Regions from separate parts of the Mus musculus genome. Here region 1 is linked to region 2. A link is a loop called in an ENCODE intact Hi-C map of the cell type or tissue named here. Cell type or tissue: left cerebral cortex. All regions are shown on one strand. Links, peaks and the distances in the headings refer to the core of each region. The heading gives the core; the rest is flanking DNA. Region 1 overlaps Etl4 (enhancer trap locus 4). Region 2 has its middle 4.3 kb from the start of Gm23970.

Region 1 (5,385 bases), core at 266-5,265, 330 kb before region 2:
TCACAGATGGTTGAGATGGAAGGGTTATGATCTCCCCATTCTGCTCCTAAAACTCCTCCGCACTGTAAGCAGATGGCGTCTACTGTCCTTAGAATTCTGAGGAGCCAACTGTCAGGAAACACCCGGGACAGTTTGTTCTTCTGTGAGACATAACACATATCCGCTCACCTTGAGTATCTGGAAGGGACAGCCAGCCAAAGGCTATTTCAGGACAGCTCTGGCCCTTATGGTACCTAACATGTCTGTCTATGGAACACTCACTTGACCTAGTTTGTGCAGGGACTGCTTCCTTGCTGCTATCTAAAACCCTGCTCCATGGATTGCCTTTCTCTTCCCAGCACCCAGGTACTCTCATAGACCACTGGAGTCTAGCCAAAGATCACTCCATCCTTGAGACCGAAGCTTGGGCTGGGCTGCTAGTGAACTGGTGCTATATTTCCGTGATGCATTTTATTATTCTTCTATATCACTTTTAAAAATAGAAGTAAAATATATGAACTATAAAATGTATCATGGCAACCATTTTTCCATTCATCTCAGTGTCATCTGAGATAGTCACGTTGCATATGCAATATTGGCCACCATCTACAGCCAGAACCTTTCATCTCCCAAAGTTGAATAACGCTTCTCTGTCAAACAACTCACTTTCAGCCTTCTTCAATGCCTGGCAGCAGCCCTTTACCTCTAGGCTCTATGGATCTGTTATTGCCTGTAAATGGAGTAATACATTGTCTTTTCTGTGACTGGCTTATTTGCTTAGCCCACTGCCCTCCTGGCTTATCTATGTTTTACTGTAGGCCAAGCTCTCCCTTCCACCAATGCCCATTCATTTGCACACCTATAGGCTTGAATGTGGCTTCTACCATTTAACTCTCTTGAATAACACTTCTCTGAACACAGGATATGAACACCTCTTCCAGGCCTGCTTGCAATTCTTTTGTATATTTAGAAAAAGTGGGATCATAGGGTACCTCTATTTTTATTTTCTTCTGCTACAGTAAATGCTCTCTTTATTATATAGATGTTCCTAGTTAGCTGATAAGAATAAGAAAGCAGATATCCAGTGCTGGGCCTGGTAGAAATTACAATCCCAGTGATTCAGTACATGGTGATCAGCACGGAATGCTGCTGTCTTAATTAGGGTTCCTATTGCTGCAATGGAACACCATGACTAAAAAGCAAGTTGGGGAGGATAGGGTTTATTTTACTCACAGTTCCATAGAACAGTTCATAATCAAAAGTAGTAAGGGCAGGAATTTGGAGGCAAGAGCTGATGCAGAAGCCATGGAGGGGTGCTGCTTACTGCCTTGTTCCTCATGGCTTGCTCAACGTGCTTTCTTATAGAACCCAGGACCTCCAGTCCAGGGATGGCACCACCCACAATAGACTGGGCCCTTCCTCATCAATCACCAATTTAAAACAAAATGCCTTACAGCCAGATCTTATGGATGCGTTTCTTACTGAGGTTCCCCCTCACATGACTCTGGCTTGTGTCAGGTTGATATAACAGGAGACCAGCACAGTTGCTTGGTTTCTCTCAGGAAGATATGATGACCAGATACAAAGACAGATGCTGTGGTACTAACAAGTCTGCCTTGACGGAGTATTTACAGTTTAATATGGACTGCCTGAAAATAACACTTTAGCCAAACAAGAATGGAATGCTCAAGCCAGGATAAGGAGAATGACAAAAGAAAAGAAAAGGAAAGAAAAGGAAAGGAAAGGGAAGGGAAGGGAAGGGAAGGGAAGGGAAGGGAAGGGAAGGGAAGGGAAGGGAAGGGAAGGGAAGGGAAGGGAAGGGAAGGGAAGAGAAGAGAAGAGAAGAGAAGAGAAGAGAAGAGAAGAGAAGAGAAGAGAAGAGAAGAGAAGAGAAGAGAAGAGAAGAGAAGAAAAGAAAAGAAAAAGCTTTGGGTCACCCTTTAAAAACAGTCCATCCACTCCAAGATCTTAATTCTTAATTGTTTACAACAGAGCAAAACAAAAGCAATCAGTGTGAAGCAGATGATGTCTATGTGTGATTAGTCAGTCAAGGGCTGACTCATGGTTGCGGGGTAGATAAATAGCCATTTATTTTTCCTTTCATATCTCCATGCATGAAGTGTAATTACAGATTTCTTTGCCTTTTCGGTAATGTGAAATTAAAAACATAACCTTCTTCGAGTGTAGTAGGTGCCAAGTAGTGTTCTGTATGAAACACAGGCTCACTGATTCCAACCACAGGACCTGCTGGGAATCGCTGCTTTTACCTGATGAAACAACCAGTTATGAGCTACAGAGGAATTGCAAATACTCTAGGGTTTGATAAGCGTGATTATGCCACTTTTTCATTTTGTCACCCTGTTGTATCATTAATCTTGGCTTTAGTTATCTCCGAGAAACACTCTACTCAAATGTTCAGTTTAATGAAGTTGGATATGTGAATTTTCTTGCAGAGAAATTAATTTCAGCAACTGCCAAGAGACTTACAGTGCTTTGGCAAAGGCTTGTGACTTTAATGTTGGCTTGTTGAAACTATGTTTCTGGCCACACACCATCAGGCAAGCTCTCTTTTGTGTCCGGTTGCTAGGACTTGGTTCAAAGTAGTAAAGCACAGCCATTCTTCAGAAAGGCCTGTGTGCAGTTCTCATGCCTTCCACTAGGGTGCACTCCAGTCCCTGAATTTTTTCTATCTCTTGTTCAGGGCATCATTATGTGGCCATAGATTTTTTTTTTTTTTTTTTGGATATTACCTCAAGTGGTGTATACAAACCTACTTTATTTATTGTGTTCCTCAACTCTAAAACAAGATCTCCATTAGGAAAAGCAAGCAGGGGTAGGGAGACACTTAACAGATAAACGCACTCTCTAGCAAGCCTGATGACCGGAGCTCTATCCCAAAAAGAACAGATTAAAAAAGCCAGCTGAGGCCTCTTTGATCTGCAATCCCAGCACCCCACCTTGAGATGGGAGGAGACAATACAATCATTCAAAAGCTTGGGGACCAGCTAGCATGGAATACACAGTTCAGCAGAAGCAAGAGATGCCATTGTCACAACAATGAGGAAGGACTGAACCCGTTCCTGAAAATCATGTGGCATATGCACACACACACACACACACACACACACACACACAAAGTATGTAAAGAAAAGCACACATGACAATATTTTATCACATCTGTTACCATGCTGTCTCCTCCCTAACATTGTTCCTTTTGCATTCTAATGATGTATAGTAAGCTACCTTTTTCATGGTTGCAAATGCACATTTTTTAAATTATATAATGAAGACACACTAAAAAAAGAATAAGAGAAAGAAAGACAGACAGAAAGATCTTTTTCTAGGAAAGAGAGACAAGATTGAAAGTATTCACCTCATCACACATCATACTCAGCTGCTCCCGATATCGATTTGGTGATCTGCTAGCAATGATGTTCAAGAGAAGCAGACCCCCAAAAGGACATGGACACATGGACAACCCCATCAAAGAAGCTCTGTGTGTTCAAGGCCAGCATGGGCTACATAAGGGGACTCTATAGATAGGCATTTGATCAAAGACCTGGCCAAGTTGACAAATGATAGTACCCAAAATATATCTTCCCTTGAACTTATGCGGTTATATTTTCAAACAGCCACTAAGTTATTAGTTCATAGGTATGAATTCATTCTCTTTGTCTAGGAACATGCATGGAGAATGATAGGAACAGGGAAGGCCTAGAGCTTTTCAATCTATACTCTAAAAACTAGAGATCATATCGTATACTAGAGTCCACCAGGGCATCCACATACTAATTGCACAGTGATCATACATGCATGTTTTAAAACGTAATTCACAGTTCAAAATGCAATAATTCTTATTTCTTCATTGAAACCACTCAATCCATCTTCCATGACAACGCTTCATTCTCATCTTCTCTCTTCCTCATTAATCTCTCCCCTGAGGTTCCTTTCTTCAACAGGAGATATTATGACTTTAGCTACATCTAATTTTAATATAACAATAAAACTAAACGTTGCTTAGAAGCTCTTATCACAAAGCATGGATTTAAAAAGTTTTTGGTAGAAAGCATTTATTTTTAACTTCCACTCTTCCTAGAAAAAGCCATTAAAGTTAGGGTCCCCAGCATGGCGACAAGTGAGCGAGCCACTTAACAAATAAATCTGACTCAGAGACAGTAATGTAGAACACTGCCTCTAAGGCGGGGCCTGACAGTTCTTTCACGACATAAACAAGGCCCTACAACTCATCTCCAGATGCCACCATGCTATCTCTAACTGATGCCTGTTCGCAAAAGAAGCTGCTCTTGTGCCTCTCTTCCTTTCTTTCGCTTTCCTTTGTATTCTGGGTTGTTTGTTTTATTTGTTTATTTGTTTTCCAAAGAGGGGAAGAAAAAAGAAGGCGTGGAGTTAGATGGGTCGGGAAGGAGGAGCTGGGAAGAGATGGGGGAGGAGAAGCCGTGATGAGAATAGATTCTATGAAAATCTTATTTTCCATAAAAAAGTGTTAAGATAAATAAAAGTGTTTACAAGAAGAGCAAAACCCAAGCTCTAACAACACATTTTTTGAGGCAGACATTTCATTAAAATGAGCCTCAAGGCCCTAGTGCAGAGTTCAATGGTAGAGTATTTACCACACACACATAAGCAAGCATCGTGAACTGCAAAAAAATATAAATATGTAAAAGTGATTCTTGAGGTGGCTAGATTTTCATGGGAACAAACTTGAGTTGCCTCTGCCAAGGATTCCACATTACCCAAATAGCTAAGACTGCAGGTGGCTTAAAACACAAATGTAATACTGTATCACAAAAACTAAAGGTAGGACTAGTCACACACACACACACACACACACACACACACACACACACACATTTTTTTTTCCTGGAAAATATATTCATGCTTTGGTCCAAGATACCACAGCATGGTGAAAACATCAATTCTGATTGCAACTTCCTGTGTTTTGCTCCTTTCTCATAATTACAGGTGGAAAGTACTGGAAGTTACTTCCTCCATTTTCTCATTGTTGTTACCGACATCTGCCATGCTGCCTAAAGACCGCTGCTCCATCGTGCCTTGCAGTGTTCATGTAGCTGAACACCTGAGATACATACACATCATCATTTTCCACTCTCAAGGAGTGGCCATTGCTACTCCAAGAAGGTGATGCATCTGTCATCTCCTCCAGTAGAGTCCCCAGCACCACTCAGACATCCATGTGTCAGGGGACAGGGCAGTCCCGAGGAAAGCAGCATTCTGTGGGAGAAAACGTCAAGCTCTGTTTACGGCCACGCGCCTTTAACCCTTGCATTAGGAAGGCAAAGGCAGGTGGACCTCTGTAAATTCAAGGCCAACTTGGTTTACATATTGAGTTCTGGGTCTATGTAGAGACCCTGTCTCAAAACAAAC
Region 2 (5,385 bases), core at 109-5,108:
GAGAGGGAGAGATAGAGATAGATAGATAGATAGATAGATAGATAGATAGATAGATAGAAACAGAGACACAGAGAGATATGAGAGTGAGACTTAAAAATAAAATACACACCAACATAAGGCAGTAACTATGATTTGTCAGGCATTGCTTCCTGCCCACATCCTTGCTGTAACCCTACTGGCTAAGCAATGTTAGTGTTATTTTGCAGCTGAGTCTGCTGAACTCATGTGGATGAAACACATTGTTCAAAGATACATTGTTAAGAGTCAAAGCCTGGTCTCAAACCCAAATCTACACCCTCCTGGCATAGTGTCTCAGCAGCTTCTGTGTATTAGTGTTGGTAAGAGTTAGATGTTGTGTGCATGACACAAATAATCCTGAGCTATTCCTACCTTTCTTTTTCCTTAAGTTTTGTCATTGGCTGTGACTACCCTAAACTCCCATGACTCCACACAAGGCCCTAGCCTGCATTGATTCCACAGGTCACAACTCCACCTGCTTCCCCACAGGATCTGTCCACTTCCCTTCTGTTCCAAAGATTGGTATAAGTGTCTTTTACCCTCAATGTTATGTTCTTCTTCACCCCACTTGCATAAGCCACTGCATGAGAGGAAGAAGAACAACATGAAATGTAAGATGGGAGACAGCAGATAAGCTGTGTGTCCCCAGCAGGCACTCTGTGTGTATACAGCAGGTACTCTGTGTATATACAGCAGCCACATTGTGTGTACAAAACAGGCACTGTGAAAAAGCACAGGGAAATGCATGCCTTAATTATTTGCTTGTTACTGGGATTTATTATGAAGTAATTAATAATTATAACCCATTGTTTAATTACCTTTATGATATAATTCTGTAAATCAATTCTGGAGAATTCAGACTCACTGGGGCACAGAATTGAGAAGCACAATAATTTCCCAATACAGTTTTATTAAATTTTATCTAAACAGGGGTAACTTTGGTTATGTTACTAAATATGGTCAAGTAGAAGCCCACAAAAGGTTGTGTTTGAATGTGTGACTAAGAACATGTGCCATGCATATTCAGTTGTTTAAAGAACTTAGGTAAAGCACTTGGTTTAAACAAACAAAAAACAAAACCAAATCAACCAACCAATAACAACAACAAAACCCCCAAAGCGACAACAACCCCCCCCCTTTTCTTTAAATAAAACTAAAGAGCCTGAAATGGTTTGAATATTGTCACCCAGTTTATGGGATTGAGAGAGAAAGTTGATACATATTAACAAGTCAACAGAACTCTAAATTATTGTTAACAAACCAGACAATCTCGAAATAAAAGAACTATGCAACTACCGAGTATAAATTAATGAATTTTTAAATTGCAAATTACTGTATTAGCCAAATTACTGAAATAGCCTGTGATTCAAAACAACAAGCCAGCCATTAGAATGTTATCCCATGACAACATAATCTTTATGGGAAAAGCAGTTGTAAAATTCACCTTTAAAAATGATACCATTGGCCGGGCAGTGGTGGCACACACCTTTAATCCCAGCACTTTGGAGGCATATACAGGCAGATTTCTCAGTTTGAGGCCAGCCTGGTCTACAGAGTGAGTTACAGGACAGCCAAGGCTACACAGAGAAACCCTGTCTCGAAAAACCAAAAAAAAAAAAATTGTGTATTAGTTATATGTTTAATGGGTTTCATAATATATTCATTCAAGCATATCACATCCTTTGGCTCTCCATTGCCATCTTTCCCCCTTTCCTTCCACTGTTCCCCCTCTTCTAAAATACTCTCATTTTTGTTTTCTTGTTATACACTTATCCAGTGGTCTCCAGTTTTATCCACTGTCTTGAAAATGACATAATTCATTCATGTATATGGTTGAATAAAACTATAATGAATATAGGCAACATTCTCTATATCCTATGCATGGGCCCATTGATGGACATCTAAGCTAATCTATTTTTATAACAATCTTTCCCAAGTTATGTAACCTTGTTCCTCAAATTAGATAGAAATAAAAGAACAAAACACGCAAGTTTTCCCAAATACGAAGTAGTGAATAATGTTTAGAGTAAAAGAAATACTACTTAAGGTTTAAGTATGGCTCTCATTCCAGTTTGGAGGATCAGGAGTTTAAGAGCATCCCCAGCTATATAAAAAATTTGAGGCCAGCCTTTTGCTCATGAGACACTACTTGAGAAAAGCAAACCAACCAACCAAACACCACCACCCATCCAAGTTATTGAAAGAACATAAAAAGGAGAGAATTTAAAAACATAGTTCCTCCTAAATACATCACTTTAGACTTTTGCTAGTCATTACTGGTTTGATGAAGGCAAAGATGGTGGTCAGAGCTAGCAGACAGTTCCCCATCTCTAGAGCATCAGGGTGGTCCACGAGGGAGGGCTGGCACAACAAGAATACTCCAGCCTAGGAGAGGGGCAAGCTGTCTTTGTTGGTTCAGCAATGTGCCCCAGTGGCTGGCCAGAGGTGGTGCAATCTAGAAAGGCATGTGACCTAGAGCTGGTCTGAGCTGAGCTCCAGGGACAGAAGAGATTAAGAATGTGTGTGTGTGTGTGTGTGTGTGTGTGTGTGTGTGTGTGTGTGTGTGTGTGTGTGTTTGTGTGTGTGTAACTTTGAGTGAATATGAGATTGACTGAAAGCTATAGGGAGGAGCATCAAGGAGAACCATAGAGTTAAAAGCCCCCTTCATTTATATTTTTTGGCTTGCTTAGCAGACTCTTCATCTTAAATGTCAGTGTCTTAAAAAAAAAATATCTCTACACAGCTTTGAGCGACTCAGAGCAGCAGGTTTTCTCCTGCTAGACCACAGCCAATTCATCCTTGCTAAAGAGCAATGGAATGTAGTGACTAAGAATGTCTTTCTGAGACAACCAGGCCTGAATTTAGACATCATCTGTCTCAACTAACTTTGGCTGTCAACTTGACACAGCACAGCACAGAGTCATCAAAGGGAGTCTCAGGAGATTTCCCAGATCAGATTGGCCTATGGCCACGCCTGTAATAGATTGCTTTGAATGATGATTGGTGTGGGAGATCCCAGCCCACTGTAGGCAGCAACATCCCTAGATAGAGGGCTATAGGCTAGCCTGTGAGAAAGCCAGAAAGCAGGCAGGGAAGCAGTTATCCTTCATGGCTCTTGCTCTGCCATCCCTCAGTGATGGACTCCTACCTGGAAGTGTAGTCTGAACCAAGTCCTTTCCTCCTTTAAATGGCTGTGGGTCAAAGTGTTTTATCATAGCAACAGGATGAACTTAGAGCATCATCCCATCATGGGTCCACTCGTGTTTCTTACATCCTGGAGCGTTTCTCCACCACACACCCAGCAATCACTCTGTTCTTCAGGATCCTGGTATTTAGGTTACCACTTTATCCATGGCAGGTCTGAGCAAGCCAGATGACCACTCACAGATTCAGTTCTCTCATCTACAAAGTGGAGCTGATAATGATGGCCATAACAACATTCCTTTGCCATTTAGTTGTCTTGCTCACTGAAGACGTATTTGTGACCCATGCGGTAAATGACTTATCATACGGTAATAAGTCTAAATGTCCAGTTCACATCACTTATAGCATATGCCTATGAAAGCACGTGCTTTCCACTTATAGTCTCCACTAGAATATGAGCTCTTCTGGTGAGAAAATATGTTGTAGTTATTTTTTTTAATACAAAAAGTAAAACTTATTATATAGTTAAATCATCCATTCAACAAAAATCCATTGAATTACTTTTCTCTCACCAACATTATTATGCTAAGCATGCTAAACAAACAAAGGAAGGGGTTGGAGAAGAAATTTTAAGTATTTTAAGTAATGCCATTTGTTAAGTAAAGATGACTGATAATGATTCCATTCTCTCAACTGACCTATATTATTTAAATTATAAATAAGGTAAAATTTTAATTCAAATATTTTGACCTTGACAGCAAAATCACTAACATATTATAGTCTTCTGGTGTTTGAGAGTTAACTGAGCTCCCAATATACTACATAGCATAGAGCTGGTTCCATATTGATTAGTTATTGTTGGCAACTTGATACAACCTAGAGTCACCTGGGAAGAAGGAATCTCACTTGAAGAATTGTCCAGATGAGACTGGTCTGTGACCACCTCTGTGAGCAGAGCGAGCAAGCCAGCATCCTCTCTGGGTTCTGCCAGCATTCCTCTCTGGGTTCTGCTTTTGCCATCCTTCAAAGATTGGTTGTGACCAGGAAGTATAAGTCAAATAAATCCCTTTCTCTTCAAGTTGCTTTTGGTCAGAATATCTCATCACAGCAATAGAAAGCAAACTAGAACAGTCACCAACCTGCATGTTGCATTCCTCGACACTTGACATTACATGTTAAACAGTACACTGTGATGGTGAGTGCTAATTGTCAGCCTGACAGAATCCAGAGGCAGGAAACAGGCCTTGGATTACTCCTGTAGGGGATTATGTTGATTATGTTAATTAAGGTTGGGGGAGACCCACCCATGGTGGACAGCACTTTTCCTTGACTAGGATTTTTAATTGTAGAAATAGAGAAAGAAAACTGAGCAACAAGATGCTTTTCCTGCTCTTTCCTTCTGGCCCTAGACAGAATGGGAACAGCTGCTTTCATCTACTTCAACTTGCCCAGTGCAATGCAGTATAATCTGAATTGTGAGCGAAATAAATCAACCCCTTCTCCCTTAAGTTGCTTTTGTCAGATAATTTAATCATAGCAACAGGAAAAATGACTACGACACGTACTTTCCCTGAACTGAGTTTTAAAACTGCAAAACACTAGAGAGTATTAGAAGATATTAAGCATCCTTACAGCAATGCTGTGAGCTCTGTAGTAATCTTAATAAGTTAACAAAGAGCATATGAATTTTCATTACTGTAATATTTTAATATTTTCCCCTCTATAATGAATATGGGGGTTGATCCACCATTCAAAATTACTTTCCATTAGTGGAGAATTCTCTTCATTGTAGAGACCTGCTCCAGCATCTCACAATTGAAGGAAGCTAAATGGGGGTCAACTCTGTGCCCCCCGAACCCTACATGGCTGCCTCTTTGGTGGGCAATGTCCAGGTGCCTAACTTGGCTCTACTCCAAGTACTGAGGGAATGGTGCAAAGACAGTGGGGCTGAGTGGTGGCTATAGTTGAGAGTATCTTGTAGTGATGGGCAGCAGAGAAACATGCTCTGCCCATACTCTACCCGTTTCTTCATTTCCACAGCCAATCTAGTTCTGTTGCTACCCTCAGGTACAGGCAGTCTGTGAGCCCACAGTCTCCTAGGCCAAACCACAGTATGTTACTCGAAATTAGGAACACTACCTGGGGCAAACACACAGCCGTCAATCTGTTCTCTGAGTCTTCCCATAGAAATCAAGTAGCAGACTACAGTTGTCAGTCACTAGA

Evidence for each region. A loop is a pair of places that touch in the nucleus more often than their neighbours do. Peaks named below come from ENCODE experiments on the same cell type or tissue, not always from the same donor. Only the 100,000 strongest peaks of a DNase experiment are listed, where the experiment ranks them.
Region 1: it touches region 2 in a loop (2.2-fold over the local background); 12 of 42 quality-filtered maps call a loop at or near these places.

Annotation. Positions count from the first base shown.
Region 1 is chr2:20,613,381-20,618,765 of GRCm38, reverse strand. The region is part of intron 3 of Etl4 (enhancer trap locus 4); the gene reads right to left. Among named protein-coding and RNA genes, the nearest start is that of Gm17171, 280 kb to the right of the region's middle. In left cerebral cortex, for the core only: a CTCF peak has its summit at 2,625; a DNase peak (open chromatin) is centred at 2,624.
Region 2 is chr2:20,282,134-20,287,518 of GRCm38, reverse strand. It overlaps a transcript of Etl4 not described here. Among named protein-coding and RNA genes, the nearest start is that of Gm23970, 4.3 kb to the right of the region's middle. In left cerebral cortex, for the core only: a CTCF peak has its summit at 2,456; a DNase peak (open chromatin) is centred at 2,914.